2 separate regions of the Homo sapiens genome follow, and region 1 is linked to region 2. The links are chromatin loops, found by intact Hi-C in ENCODE. Cell type or tissue: heart left ventricle. All regions are shown on one strand.

Evidence for each region. Peaks named below come from ENCODE experiments on the same cell type or tissue, not always from the same donor. Only the 100,000 strongest peaks of a DNase experiment are listed, where the experiment ranks them.
Region 1: a loop joins it to region 2, with 19 times the contacts of the local background. A loop is called at or near these places in 4 of 110 quality-filtered maps.

The regions. Positions count from the first base shown.
Region 1 is chr2:121,807,151-121,815,150 of GRCh38, forward strand. It overlaps LINC01823 (long intergenic non-protein coding RNA 1823), which reads left to right. Exons shown (of 5, transcript NR_183364.1): 5 at 2,479-2,808. Among named protein-coding and RNA genes, the nearest start is that of LINC01823, 21 kb to the left of the region's middle. RefSeq lists enhancers at 4,215-4,716, 6,477-7,045. In heart left ventricle, a CTCF peak has its summit at 4,267 (motif pointing right); a DNase peak (open chromatin) is centred at 4,331; H3K27ac peaks cover 442 bases.
Region 2 is chr2:122,133,037-122,141,036 of GRCh38, forward strand. All of the region lies in intron 2 of LOC105373592 (a long non-coding RNA gene), which reads left to right. Among named protein-coding and RNA genes, the nearest start is that of LINC01823, 350 kb to the left of the region's middle. RefSeq lists a silencer at 3,200-3,309. In heart left ventricle, a CTCF peak has its summit at 3,242; no DNase peak of the experiment used is centred here.

The DNA of each region.
Region 1 (8,000 bases), 330 kb before region 2:
TGTGGTAATTTGTTACAGCAGCTATGGGAAACGATTCCAGGTAGGTACTATTATCGTCTTCGTTTTACCTGTGAGGAGACTGAGGCTCAGGCCCAAGGTCACACAGTTAGAAAATGGCACAACTTGGAACAAACGTTTTTCTCTCTGGCTCCAGAGATGGTCCATTTGACTAATATGATGTTTGACCTAAGGCAAGTTACTTAATTTCATCATCCTCAGTTTTCTCATCTCTATTAATCCTTATATTACTGGATAAGAGGACTAAGTGAGATATAACGCATAATATCCTAGGTGTGGTCGTGGTAATGATGATGATGACGACAATAAAAGATGTCACTTGTGAGGCGCAGGAGGTCAGCACTGCACAAGCTTTGGGCGGGAGAGTGTGGAGTAGGGAGAGACCTGGAATGTTTCCCAAAGGGGGCTTCTGCTGGTGTCTTCTGGTCTTCCTCTTCCTTTGGCTTTGTTCTCAGCAGTCAAATGCCTCTTTTCAAACTTCTACCTTAGCAGCTCTCCTCACACGCCAACTCCTTGCTCCAGCCCCACACACATATTCACAACTAGCTCAATTTTTTTTTTTTTGAGACAGAGTCTCACTCTGTCACCCAAGCTGGAGTGCAGTGGCACAATGTAGGCTCATTGCAACCTCCACCTCCTGCGTTCAAGCGATTCTCCTGACTCAGCCTCCCAAGTAGCTGGGATTACAGGCATGCACCATAATGTCCGGCTAATTTTTGTAATTTTAGTAGAGATAGGGTTTCACTATGTTGGCCCGGCTGGTCTGGAACTCATGGCCTCAAGCAATCAGCCCGCCTCGGCCTCCCAAAGTGCTGGGATTATAGGAGTGAGCCACCGTGCCCGGCTGGGTTTCCTCATTTTTTTCAGGCTTGAAATTTGAAGACATTAATAGTAACTTCCCAAGATGCATTTTTTTCAAAAGCATGCATTCAAAAGCATAGCTCAAATTTTTAACCAGCTCTTTTATGCCAAAATCCAGGGGCAGGGCAGACTCCACTTAGGAGACTGTCATCTGTGCCAGGGCTGATGGAGGCCTTTGGGACACCCTGCTTGCTGTCCCAATAGCCCTTGGTCAAGCTGACAGTTCAGACCCAAGTTGAGAGGGAAGTGCTAATGTCAGAATGGGGAATGGAGATTTTGAGAGAAAAGACCAAAAGTAGGTACATATGCGTATATGGAACTTTTATCTGATCCTAAAAGGACTCTATGTTCATTGTCCAAAATATAGAAGTGTATTAAGAGTAAAAGTCTCGCATAATTTTACCACTAGAGAGAATCGCTGTTAATATTTCCCGTGTATTTTCTACTAATCTTTTTTTTCTGCATGTATACATACTGTGAACAGTTTTGTGTCTTTTTTTTGCAGTTAATGGTATATTGTGATCGCCTCTTTATACCATTAAATTGTGTTCAAAGGATGTTATTTTTATTAGTTCTATAAGATATTCTATTTATATTCCATTCTCTTTATATCTAGATGGAAACCAAGAATGAGTCTCACTGGTATTTTAAAGGTTTCTTATGACTTTCTTGTTGATTATTTGGGTCCATTTTTTTTTCTTTTTGGTAGAGCAAGAACCCAGCAGAGTCGAGTTTCAATGGGAGCAGGATGGAGAAGAGGTTGAGAAAGTCCTGTTGCATAGGGGCTGTGCATGTGTGTGTGTATCTTTGTGGAGTGAAGAAGGTGTGGCCTTGATATCCAGAGGTTCCCCCATATGGCATCCATGGGGCTTCTTGGATTCCGCCGTTGTATTTCAGAAGCTCATCAGTTGAAGAAGCTGTACAAAGCTAGTTCTGAGATGTGGCTTTTTGTGGGCTGGGGCCTAATACAGCAAAACAAAGAAACAAGGTTTACAATCTTCCTGATTGGTTTCCTCATTATGTATTTATTTTTGAGACAGAGTTTGGCTCTTTTTGCCCAGGCTGGAGTGCAATGGTGCGATCTCAGCTCACTGCAATCTCTGCCTCTTGGGTTCAAGAGATTCTCCTGCCTCAGCCTCCTGAGTAGCTGGGATTACAGGCGCCCATCACCACGCCCAGCTAATTTTTTGTATTTTTAGTAGAGATGGGGTTTCACCATGTTGGCCAGGCTGGTCTCGAACTCCTGACCTCAGACGATCCACCTGCCTCAGCCTCCCAAAGTGCTGGGATTACAGGCGTGAGCACCGCGCCTGGCCGGGTTTCCTCATTTTTTTCAGGCTTGAAATTTGAAGACATTAATAATAACTTCCCAAGATGCATTTTTTTCAAAAGCATAAGAAGGCTCCAGTTTAGAACAAGTGCTGAGATGGACAGTGAGTCAGGGTCAAGTTCTGGGCTGCCTTTGCACCTGGGCTTGTCTTTATCCTAGCTTGTGGTAGCCATTCTCCAAAGATGACCATGCCTCCCAGTATTTCTTCCCTTGTATAGTCCTTTTCCCTTGAATCCAGGCTAGATCTCTGACTTGATTTTGATCCATAGAATGCAACAGAAGAGAGTGCACGGCTTCTGAGGTTGCAGCTTTTGGGAGAAGCCATCTACCATTGATGACAGACATGCCGTGTGGAAACCAAACCAGCCATGTGGAGAGGCTACCTGGACAGAGGCACAGGGCCAGCAGCAGCTGTGGAGACAGACATGTGAGCAAAGAAATCATCTTTGATGTACAGCCAAGTTGAGCCTTCAGATGACTCCGATTTCAGCCACCTTTGGACTGCAACCACATGAAAGACTCTAAATAGAAGCCTCCCAGCTGATCCCGGTTAACCCACAGTGCTGAAGGGGATAATAATAAATTGTTGTTTTAAGCCACTAAGTTTTGTGGGCCTTTGTTGCATAGCAATAGATTATCCAAACTATTTTTTTTATTGCAAGGTATTCTAGGTGTCTGCTGAGCTCAGGAAACTGGGAACTCCTTCAAGGCAGGGCCTGCATTTTAGCATTTTTGTTATTGTGAGAGCTAAATCCTTCGGCATGGAGAGGCAAACCTGGAATATTCAAACAGTACTTTGTTAGAAGTCTTGGGATAACATAAGAAGCAAATACAGAGAAGTGTATGAAATGCTAATCTGTCTACAAAATGTATCTTATTCATTTTCTGCTGTGGTCCACCATGGGATGCTTCTATTCCAGGCACTTGACCAGCTTCTAGGTGACAGAGGTCATTTTTTTCTTTACATACTTTTGAAAAAGTAAATACACTGATTTAAAATAAATTGGTTTAAAATGGAAAGATACAAAAGTCTCCCTCTCATCCCCATCCACAGCCATCTGATTCCCTCCAAAGGGCTCCAATAATGCCAGTTTCTTGTGTACTGTCCTGGAAATATTTGATCACCTATATAAGCATTTTATATGTGCATATGCTATACATCTATCTGCACATATATGGAATAAATATGCTTATGTATGCTAGCATACTATGTGCACTTTTTTCATATAATAATATATCTTGGAGATCTTCCCATATTGTTCTTTTTTATGGCTACCTAGTATTCTGTTGTTTCATTGTACCACAATGTATTTAATATCCTCTTGTTGAGAGACATTTAGAATATCATCAATATTTTGCTATTAAAAACAACACTGCTATGAATACCATGTGTTATAATATTACAAGTTATACCAGTACCATTTTGCACGTGTGTATTCCTCTGGAGAGTGTATTCCTAAGACTGGCGTTGTTGGGTCCGGCTGTCTGAATTCATGGTTCTCATGGGAGATGGGGCCTTTTCTGGAGAAACTCCATCTGGCCACTAAAATGCCCAGAGACAATACATACACTTAGGGATGCTTGCAGCCACAGCAGGATCTGTTAGCCTCGAGATTCTGATTTCCTCCCCAACAGCCCAAGGCAGGGAGTGCCGGATGGTGAGTTTGTGTGAAGGGCTAGAGAGTGAGGGGCCTCGGAGGGGACTGGCCTGGAAAGATAGAGCATTACACTCTTCTTTAGTGGGGGAACCAGGGAGTTATTTTCCCGTGTACAGCTGAGTTTATCCGGGTACTAGGGTAGCACAAGGACTGACCTACTTGCTGAATCTTACCCATCAAGAAACTTTCCAAAGTTTTCAAGAAGAATAGGCCAGGCTCTGGCCCTGCCTCCTGGCTATTGAAAGTTTAAAAGTATCTTTTCACTCGTGAGTGATCTCCAGCTTAGATTTTTGACCGAATTAGACTGGCCTTTCCCCTAAACTAGAAGCAAAGAAAGAGGCTTTGTAGCGCTGAAGGCCAGCAGGCATTACTTTAGCTCTGTTAGTTGAAGTTCTCGAAAATAGCCAAAAGATGGCACTAGACACGAATGATTCCACCTGGCTTCGAGGCCACCACTGCTTTCAGGGACGCCGCCAAAGCCAGAGCCTGCTTGAGCTTCCTGCCTTTTCCTGAGCTTCTGAAGCACATAATCCTTACTAGAACATGATGTTAATGAGGATGCCAAAAACAGGAAAGGAAGCAGAATGAAAGCAAGCCAACAAACAGAACAATGCCGAGCGAAGAAACAAAATGGTTTTGCTCGTGTGTCAGAGGATGGGCGGGCTCCCACAGCAATGAGAGACCTTTAGGGCAGCTTGCTTGCTCTGCCCCCAGCTCCATCCAGAAGGGTCTTATTCAGGCACTGTGGGTGTAGGCTAGATGGTGGTGGCTTAAGTTTTCATTCTGCATCTCCTAAGAAAGACCTTGCAAAGTCCCAAGCCTTGGAGGCATCTTTGTTAGGGCTACCCTTACACCCTTTGTGGGTCTGGCCTTGGGACCATGGCCTTGGCCTGTCTGCTGCATCCTACATCCCATCTGTCCAGCCATGTGCAGCCCTCACACAGCCCCAGGGCTCCTCTCCCATCTTCTCGAGGGGCCTTCTGCCACCAGGCAGAGTCTGGTCATTCCAGGGTAATTCCCCACAAGAGTCAGGGCTGGGGACCCTCTGGTGTACTGGACTCCACAGCCCCTGGGCATGAAGGTGACAGTGGTGGGGTCAGCACTGATGTAACTGTCATAGCATTGGCACTTCGTAAGTACCTAACGAATAAACCAAACAGCAAACAAAACTCCTTTGTCTGGATGGGACAAAGGAGTTTCAGAAAGTTACAGGGAGGGCTGGTGTTGTGAGGAGAAACTCAGGCCATTGCCTTTATTCCCTCCTGACCACCAGGGCTGATATGGTTTGGCCGTGTCCCCACCCAAATCTCAGCTTGAATTGTATCTCCCAGAATTCTCATGTGTTGTGGGAGGGACCCAGAGGGGGAAGTAATTGAATCATGGGAGCTGGTCTTTCCCATGCCATTCTTGTGACAGTGAATAAGTCTCATGAGATCTGATGGGTTTATCAGGGGTTTCTGCTTTTGCTTCTTCCTCATTTTTCTCTTGTTGCCGCCATGTAAGAAGTGCCTTTCGCCTCTCGCCATGATTCTGAGGCCTCCCCAGCCATGTGGAACTGTAAATCCAATTAAACATCTTTTTCTTCCCAGTCTTGGGTATGTCTTTATCAGCAGCATGAAAATGGACTAATACAATAAATTGGTACCAGTTGAGTGGGGCGTTGCTGAAAAGATACCTGAAAATGTGAAAGTCACTTTGGAATGGGGTAACAGGCAGAGGTTGGAACAGTTTAGAGGGCTCAGAAGAAGACAGGAAAATGTGAGAAAGTTTGAAGCTTCCTAGAGACTTGTTGAATGGCTTTGACAAAGATACTGATAATGATATGGACAATGAAATCCAGGCTGAGGTGGTCTCAAATGTAGATGAGGAACTTTTTGGGAACCGGAGCAAAGGTGACTCTTGTTATGTTTTAGCAAAGAGAATGGCAGCATTTTGACCCTGCCCTAGAGATTTGTTCAAAGAACTTGAGAGAGATGATTTAAGGTATCTGACAGAAGAAATTTCTAAGCAGCAAAGCATTCGAGATGTGAATTGGGTGCTGTTAAAAGCATTCTGTTTTAAAAGGGAAACAGAGCACAAATGTTCAGAAAATTTGCAGCCTGATGATGCAGTAGAAAAGAAAAACCCATTTTTTGAGGAGAAATTCAAGCTGGCTACAGAAATTTGCATAAGTAACAAGGAGCTGTATGTTAATCCCTAAGACAATGGGGAAAATGTCTCCAGGGCAGCCCCTGCCGTCACAGACCCGGAAGCCTAGGAAGAAAACATGGTTTCATGTGCTGGGCCCAGGGTCCCCATGCTGTGTGCAGTGGAGGGACTTGGTGCCCTGCATCCCAGCTGCTCCAGCTATTGCTAAAAGGGGCCAAGGTACAGCTCGGCCCATGGTTTCAGAGGGTGCAAGCCCCAAACCTTGGCAGCTTCCACTTGGTATTGAGCCTGTGGGTGCACAGAAGTCAAGAATTGAGGTTTGGGAACCTCCACCTAGATTTCAGCAGATGTATGGAAATGCCTGGATGCCCAGGCAAAAGTTTGCTGCAGGAGCAGGGCCTTCATGGAGAACCTCTGCTAGGGCAATGGGGAAGGGAAATGTGGGGTCAGAGGCCCCAGACAGAGTCCCTACTGGGGCACTGCCTGGTGGAGCTGTGAGAAGACGGCCACCATCCTCCAGATCCCAGAATGGTTGATCCACCGACAGCTTGCACCGTGTGCCTGGAAAAGCCGCAGACACTCAATGCCAGCCTGTGAAAGCAGCCGGGAGGGGGGATATACCCTGCTAAGCCGCAGGGGTTGAGCTGTCCAAGACTATGGGAGCCCACCTTTTGCATAAGCGTGACCTGGATGTGAGACCTGGAGTCAAAGGAGATCATTTTGGAGCTTTAAAATCTGACTGCACCTGCTGGGTTTTGGAATTGCATGGGGCCTGTAACCCCTTTGTTTTGGTCAATTTCTCTCACTTGGAACAGCTGTATTTACCCAGTACCTGTACCCCCATTGTTTCTAAGAAGTAACTAGCTTGCTTTTGATTTTACAGGCTCATAGGTGGAAGAGACTTGCCCTGTCTCAGATGAGACTTTGGACCATGCACTTTTGGGTTAACGCTGAAATGAGTTAAGACTTTGGGGGACTTTTGGGAAGGCACGATTGGTTTTGAAATGTGAGAACATAAGATTTAGAGGGGCCGGGGTGGAATGATATGGCTTGGCTACGTCCTCACCCAAATCTCAACTTGAATTGTATCTCCCAGAATTCCCATGTGTTGTGGGAGGGACCCAGTGGGAGGTAATTGAATCATGGGGGCTGGTCTTTCCCATGCCATTCTTGTGATAGTGAATAAGTCTCATGAGATCTGATGGGTTTATCCGGGGTTTCTACTTTTGCTTCCTCCTCATTTTTCTCTTGTTGCCGCCATGTAAGAAGTGCCTTTTGCCTCCCGCCATGATTCTGAGGCCTTCCCAGTCATGTAGAACTGTAAGTCCAATTAAACTTATTTTTGTTCCCAGTTTTGAGTATGTCTTTATCAGCAGTGTAAAAACGAACTAATACAAGGACTTATGGAGAATTGCACCTGTGTGAGCCTTGTGGCTTCCGGGGCCTCTCTCCAGTTCTCCTTTTTTCTCTTCCTTCCTTCCTCTCTCCTGAGCGAGGCCTTGCAGAGGATGGAAAGGCCATCACTGCTGGGCATGATGCAGAGCTTTGTTCTCTTTTTTTTTTTTTTTTTTTTTTTTTGAGATAGAGTCTTGCACTGTTGCCCAGGCTGGAGTGCAATGGTGTGATCTCGGCTCACTGCAACCTCTGCCTCCCGGGTTCACCCAATTCTCCTGCCTCAGCCTCCTGAGTAGCTGGGATTACAGGCACACACCACCACACCTGGCTGATTTTTTGTATTTTTAGTAGAGATGGGGTTTCACTATGTTGGCCAGGCTGGTCTCCACCTCCTGACCTCGTGATCACCCAAAGTGCTGAGATTACAGGTGTTAGCTGACGCACCTGGCCAGAGCTTTGTTTTTTTTAAATGTATATACATCTTGTGGAGCGAGACCTGTTAGCTGGAGGGCTTCCTTTCCAGAAACTGAAGTAGCTCTGGGGTGGTGGAGAATGCTCTCTGGCTAAAGAGAGCTGGCCAAGGGCATGGG
Region 2 (8,000 bases):
AAACACACTGCCATTCTGCCTTATCTTTTTAAGACTTTGGGGTGGCTGACAGCAAAAAAAGTGAGCAAAGGTGGAGAGGTCTGGGATCAAAGCAAGCTTAATCTATAACCAAAGTAGTGATGTGTCATATTCCTGATTCCCAATGCTGAAGTCTCTTACTTGCAGATTGTTCCCCTGGCTTTATTTCTGGGGTGTCATAGCTAAGATCTTCACCCCATGACAGTGGCCTAAGCTTCCAATGGGTTGAATCAGAGTTTTTAACCATTCCATAGGAGACCATAGGTTTGGGGGATAAGGTTGCTGACAGCAGGAACACATTTTCCACTTTTATTTGCATGTGGGTTACACAGTCTCCTTCTGGCTACTTGCCTCATTCATTTATTCTACTAATATTTGTTGGGTACCTACTGTGCATCAGGCAATGTCCTGGATACGGAAGACAGGAAAACAATCTGTCCTCAGGGAGGTCTCATACCACCAGGAAGACAAACGAATAAGTCCAGGAAGTGATTGTATAAAGTTCTGGGGAAAAATGAAGAAGATTGAAGGCCCAGAGTGTCCAAGTCGGGGCTGAGGTGGCCGTGGTGGCTATCTTAGATAGGATGGCTGAGTGAAGCAGCATCTGAGTGAAGGGAGAGTCTTTCTAGGCAGGGGAATAACAAGGACAAAGGCCTTGAGGGGCAAATAAGCTTATTATGTTCCAGAAACAGTAAGAAGGGAAGAGATTAGTGAGTGATGAGCCCAGAGAGCCCTGTTGGGGCCAGGTCCCGTGGCCTCGCCGGTCATAGGAGAAAGCCTGCCTGGTTTATTTCACTTAGCATAGTATCCTCCAGGTTCATTCATATTGTTGAAAATGACAGGATTTCCTTTTTTCAAAATATTGATTAGTATTCCATTGTGTATACATACCATGATTTCTTTTTTTTCTTTTTTTTTGAGACAAAGTCTTGCCCTGTTGCCAGGCTGGAGTACAATGGTGCGATCTTGGCTCACTGCAACCTCTGCCCCCCAGGTTCAAGCAATTCTCTTGTCTCAGCCTTCTGAGTAGCTTGGATTACAGGCATGCTCCACCACGCCTGGCTAATTTTTTGTATCTGTAGTACAGATGGGGTTTCACCATGTTGGCCAGGCTGGTCTTGAACTCCTGACCTCATGATCCTCCCACCTCAGCCTCCCAAAGTGCTGGGATTACAGGCGTGAGCCACTGCGACTGGCCCCATGATTTCATTATCATTCATCCACTGATGGACACTTAGGTTGGTTCCATGTCTTGGTTATTGTGAATAGTGCTAAAATGAGCATGTGAGTATATGAACATGTTGGACAGTATATCTCTTCGACATACCGGTTTTATTTCCTTTGGGCATACACCCAGAGGTAGAATCGCTGGATCATATCATAGTTTTGTTTTTAATTTTTTTGAGGAACATCCGTACTATTTTCCGTAATGGCCATACTAATTTACTTTCCCAACAACAGGGTACAAGGGTTCCCTTTTTCCACATCCCGAACAATACATCTTTTGTGTGTGACTAATATTTATTGATTGTCTAGGTACTAAGCATTCTTCTTCTAGGCATGTAGATGTAGCAATGGATAAGATAAGTCTTTGCCTTCCTAGAGTTTACATTTTGGTGGGGGTAGACAGATGACAGGTAAGTAAGCAAATAAAATATAATATAAAGTCAGGTAGTTGTAAGTGCTATGAATAAAAATAAAGTAGAATAAGGAAATACAGTACAGTGGCGATGCAGTTTTGGGTGGGGTGGTCTAGGAAGGCCTTCTGAAGGGGTGGCTTTGGTCGTATAACTGAATGAATTGAAGAAGAGAGTTGTGTGAAGGTCTGTGGTAGGACTAGTCGAAAGGGACTGCAGTGCAAAGGCCCTGAGGCAGGAGTGAAATGGCATCCCTAGGGAGCCAGCAAGGAGGTCATAGTGGCTGGAGCTGAGTGGGAGCTGCTGGAGGGCCTGCAGGCCTTGGCAAGGAGTTGAGCTTTCATTCAGTGGAAGCTGGGGAGCTGACGACTTTGAGTGGAGGAATGACATGATCTGACTTAGGTTCTCAAAGGAGCAATCTCACTGCTGTGTGGATAGTGGATTGTAGGGGTTGGTAGAGTGGAAGTGAGGAGACTGCTGAGAAAGCCTGTGTAGCAGGGGAGAGGTGGGGCTGGCTTAGGATGGTGGCAGAGGATGGGAGTGGTCAGATCCTGGGTGCATTCTGAGCCACAAGATTTACTGATGGTTTGACTGTGGGATGAGAGAGAGATAGTCAAGGGTACCTGTAAGAGTTCTGGACTGAGTAATCAGTCAACTGCGATGAGAGGGAAATAGGGCCAGGAACAGATGGGGCGTGGTGGAGCTGGGCAGGGGGCTCAAGGTAAACCCTTGGGAACCACACATTTAGATGGAATTTAAAGCCACGGGACTGGACGAGCTCATGGAGGAAAAGAGTTAGCTATGGAGAAGATAAGGTTGCCGCATGTGCTGGGCGTGACGCTCTGCTTCTCTCCGTTTTTTTGTTTTAACATGAGGGAAATAACTGATATAAAATTCCTTCTCTAGTGGAGCTAACTTGTCACATGGCAAAACCTCTTTCCCCCATCAAAAAGGGTAAGGTGCCTTTGTTATCTCCACACACCAGATGCAGGCACTGAAAGGGCTGTGTGTGGCTCATGTGCTTATCAGCAGCTTTTCTTACATAAAGCCCCTCACACTTGTCTTTTTGTCCTTTCTCTTCCCCTTTTGCCTTGTTAACCTGTGTTGACAAAATATGCAGTGAGGCCAAAATCAAAGCACACAATATTTTTATTCTCCCCGCAAGAATGTTTGCCCCACAGATCTGCTTTTAGAGGAAGATAAAGAAGAAAATACCAGTTTGCTCCTGGCTTGTACCAAAAACCACGTTGCGCATTCTTCCAGCTACACTGGAAGAGTGAGAGGCAGCCCATCAACTTCTCGGAGAGTTCTGTGCTTGAAAGAGTGTTTGTGGTTTGCCTGTTTCTCCAACAGCAGATTTGTAAGGGAAATCTGCTGTTGGAGAATATTCAAAAAGTTTGGTGTGGAAACCAGGTATTACTGGTTTCTTGCCTCCACTCTGGTGCTGGTCACCAACAGATTCTTGTCCCCTTGAAGAAATGGTGCCAGGGACACTCTGGGTGCTTCTCTGGCAGGAAGAACACTTCTACCCTGGGAACCCCAGGACCATGCAGAATCCCCACGCCCTCTAGGGGTCCTAAGTAGCCAGTGCTTCAATGTGCTCCTGGTGGAGGTCCCAAGGTGGCACGAGGAGACCACATGAGTTCTCCTGAAGACCCTTTAGTATTTCCTCCAAGTTTCATTTTCCAGACTCTGGTATTCTCCAAGGCACCAAGGAATGGCATTTTGTTTTGACTGAAGGTAAGATTTATGGCAAATAAGATAAAGATTCTTATCTTAAAGAAAATTCCAGGAGGGCATGCTGGGGTTTATTGGTGAAGTGGGACGGTCAATCTGCACGTCTCTCTCCCAGCTTCCTCATAATGACTTTTCAATGCTTTTTACATCCAGTGGAGACTCTCTCCAAAATGCTTGTTTAAACCCAGGTCACCAGAGGGTGCGTCTGATCTGCACTGTCAGCTGTGGTAGCCATTAACTACCATGTGAAATGTGGCTAGTCAGAATTGAGATGTTTTGTAAGTTCAAAATACACACCAGATTTCAAAGGCTAAGTATGGATACAAAAGTAATATACTTTATTAGTATTTTTGTATATTGATAACATGCTAAATTGATAATATCTGGGAGATGTTAGGTTAAAAATATTGTTAAAGTTAATTTTATCTGTTTCTTTTTATTTTTATGCAAGAAAATTTAAAATTACATCAAGTATAGCTTGTATGCTATTTCTCCCTAGACATTGCGGTGCTAAGGAGCAATAGAGGAAGTCCCCTTGGAGCCACAGGAGACTTGCCATAAGGAATGGTGTTTCCAGAGTGCAAATGTGGCCTGCCACTCCACAGTGTGAAACACTCCAGAGGCCCTGCAGTAAAGCCCAGTCCCAGTAGCACGACTTGCAAGGCCCACTATGAGGCTCTGTGACTCAATTACCTTCTATTAGGCTCCACCTCCCAACACAGTTGCATTGAGGATTACTTTTCCACCACATGAATCTGGGGGAAACATTCAAACCATAGCAGGATGTTTCATAAAAGGGTGCTGTGGTCTGAATGTTTGTGTCCCTGTCTAAATTCATATGCTGAGATCCTAATTCCCAAGGTGACAGTGATGGGAGGCAGGGCCTCTGAGAAGTGATTAGGTCATGAGGGTGGAGCTCTTGTGAATGAGGTTGGAGCTTTTCTAAAAGATGCCTCAGAGAAACCCCTTGCCCTTTCCACCATGTGAGAAAGATGCTGTCTAAGAACCAGGAAGCCAGCCCTCACCAGACGTTAACTCTGCCAGCACCTTGATCTTGGACCTCCCAGAACTGTTAGGAATAAATTTCTGTTGCTTATAAGCCACCCACTCTGAGGTATTTTCTTATAGCAGCCTAAGGAGACTAAGACAGGGGTGAAGCATTTTCTTCTCTTGCAGATTGTCAAAACAACAACGACGGTGACAATGGCAGCACCTGTTGGTTGGTATCCAAGGTGTCATGCCAAGAAATTTCACACTTGACTCTCCTCTTAAAAGGCCATTGTATTAGTTCCTTTTCATACTTCTATAAAGTACTGCCTGAGACTGGGTAATTTATAAAGGAAAGAGGTTTAATTGACTCCCAGATCAGCATCACTGGGGAGGCCTCAGGAATCTTACAATCATGGCAGAAGGTGAAGGGGAAGCAAGGCACCTTCTTTACACGGTGGCAGGAGAAGAAATGCCAAGCGAAGGGGAAAGAGCTCCTTATAAAACCATCAGATCTCATGAGAACTCACTCTCACGAGAACGGCATAGGGGAAACCCCCTCCATGATTCAATTGCCTCCACCTGATCTCTCCCTTGACACGTGGGGATTATGAGGATTACAATTCAAGATGAAATCTGAGTGGGGACACAAAGCCTAACCATATCAGCCTTCTCTGGTTTTTTAAAGTTGTCCATGTGGTCTAACCCTTGAGTCTTCATTCTCTCCTCAATATGAGATAATAGCAACATTCCTCCCTGGTTCTCTGGGAGAGCAGCTAAGGGTCAAGTGCTTTGTTAGGCGAGTGGACTGAAGCTAATCCATGTAGGAACGGAGGAAGGAAGCAATGTTTTTGGGCTTCTTCTATGTACCAGGGACCGACTGACTCTTCAGATCCATGTTTCATTAAATCCTCATGACAGCCCCGCGAACAGGTGTCATCATTGATATCTAACAGACAAGGAAGGCACATCGTTGTGAGGCTAAGTGACATCATCAAGGGCCTTAGGAAGTGGCGGAGCTGTGCTTAGAGTTCTTGTCTATGTCCTTTCTTAATTTAGGGAGTTTCTTTTCCTTTTGTCACATTCCCGCTGTTACTCCCTGCTGCTGTGTCATGAGTAACAAGTGTCAGTTTCTTGCTTGTCACTTGTAATTTGCTGCTTTTGATTTGCTCTAAGCGGAAGATGAGAAACTCCAGCGTGTTCAATTGCTGTTCAACAGGGAGGCCTGGGGCAATTGCTGTGTGTCTTGCTCTGCATCTCTAGGCCTTTAAAGAAACCCAGGCTGTTGACTCTCAGGCACCAGGCAGCACATACGCTTTATCCGCTGCGGCTACTCCTCCAGGTTTCGGTATTCACCCAGGACCCCTCCCACCTGCCAGCACCAGTCGGAGGTTGTTGTTCTTGTCTGCCTGGTGTTTGAATCCTCTGGCTCCCAGCAACTAGTGTAGGCTGATTTTTTGATTTGATGCTGTGTGCATTCTCTTTTCTGGCTTACTCTCTTCCTCTCAATGTGCCCATTTCCTAATTTTTTTTGCATTTGCAGCTCTGAAGAAGTGAGAGTTTTGCTGTCAGCCCCAGGCCCACAATTCTACTTCATGGACTAGATTAGACTCCAGGGACATGTGGGACAATCAGGAACTGTATTTAGTGGCTTGGCCACTCAGGGGCCAAGTTCTTTGCCTTCTTAACTGTAGCTGGATTCTGGAGACTTAAAGTTGTCTGAAGTTTGAAACATTATTGCGTGTAACTGTGGCTAGTTTTCAGAATGTATTAATAAATATATACATATTTGCTTGGACAATATAAGTATACTTGAAATTTTAAAGGTATGTGTGCCTGTGGGTTTAGGTGTGTGTGTGTGTGTGTGTGTGTGTGTGTGTGTATATATATATATGTATGTATGTATGTGTATATATATATACATATATATATATAATTTTTGATGTTGTATTCTTGTGCTCAAACCACTGGACTAATGTGTCTAGTTAAACCATTGAAATAGAAGTTTCACTGGGAAGAATGGAAATGGACCCCAGGCCCACCACGGTGGAGGGGCACCGGGATGGAGTTCGTTATCTTTAAAGTAAACTTAAGCCCTATGACTGGGCCTGCGTCCTCAGCCCAGGTTGATGTGGCTGTGGGATCAATTAGAGGAGTCACGGAACCCTGCGTCTTTCTTTGGGAAAGCTTCCCAGGATCCCTGCTTCACTTTGCCCAGGTCTTTTCCTGCACTTCCTGTTTTGGGCTGGGCTGCCTCTGCTGCTGGCCTTTCCTTGTGGCTTCTTCCTGGGTCTTGCCCAGGGTCTGGACGGTGGTACTCAGGAGCCTCACTGAGCTCTGGTGTTCCGTGGCAAAGCCTGCCTGGAAAGCGGGTGGGAGCTGGCCAGGCCAGGGACCCGGGGGCCAGAGAAGAGGGAAGAAGGGCACTGTAGGGCCAATAAAAAGGGAGGCTGGGAACATTCAAACATAGGTTTTCTTTTCTTCACCATTTTTTTCCTGTGTGTAGGTAAAAATCATGCCAGTCAGCATAATTCCTTTGTCAGGTGGAATAAGGATAAATGGATTTAATTTCTATTTTTGGATGCTGTTCTGTCTTTGCATTCCTTTTGTCTGAAACCCTTGATCAGCTGGAAGGGTTTGGCAGTACCGCGTTTCAGAGCAAAGCGATGAATAGAGAAATAATTCATAAATAATAGATTCTAGTCTGAGGGAAATAGATGGCTGGTTTTCAGTTCTAAGAAGAAAAGGAGGGCTGCAAACAAATATTAACAGTACTTGACGCAAACATGAGGAGTTGTTTCCATCCCAGGCTTTCTCTGTGATGTCAATAACAGATAAACGGCCCACAGAGCTGACCAGCCGAAGACCAATGTGCCTCTCCTGACTTGTTGCAAATGCACAAAAACCATATGCGAAGCCATTTAGTTTTTGCTTTTCCTTTGCCAGGAAGAAAAAGTGAAAGGGGGCAAGTCAAAGTCTCTTCAAAATCCGATTTGGCTTTTTCCAATGGGATCATCTATCTTCCTTGTATCTAGTTTTGCCAGTTAAACACTAATGATGCACATTCGCAGATATGATCTGTGAGTGCAATTTATTTCTGAATTCAAGCCTTGCTTCTTAAGAGTATTTGCTATAATGGATATACTGGAATAATATCATGGATTAAATAAAAGAGGCACTTTAGGGAAAACAAATCTGCCAGTGGAGACTCCAGTGGAGAAACAATTTTTACTTGTCTCCTCACATCCAAATTCAAAAGGCATTTTCTAGGGAATTTCAGCTTCTGGGGATAAAAGTGTTGGGAAATTAACTGACCAGTTAATAGTTGCTACTGTATATTAAATGTGCCTGACACTGCATTAGACCTGTTATATTCAGGATCACGTTGAACACTCATAGCAGCACTGCTAGCTGCCTATCACTACCCCGCTGTACACATAGAGAGTTTGGTTCCTGAGCTTTCTGAGCTCACCTCTTCTTCTTCTTTTTTTTTTTTTAATTATCCTTTAAGTTCTAGGGTATGTGTGCACAACATGCAGGTTTGTTACATATGTATACATGTGCCATGTTGGTGTGCTGCACCCACTAACTTATCATTTACATTAGGCATATCTCCTAATG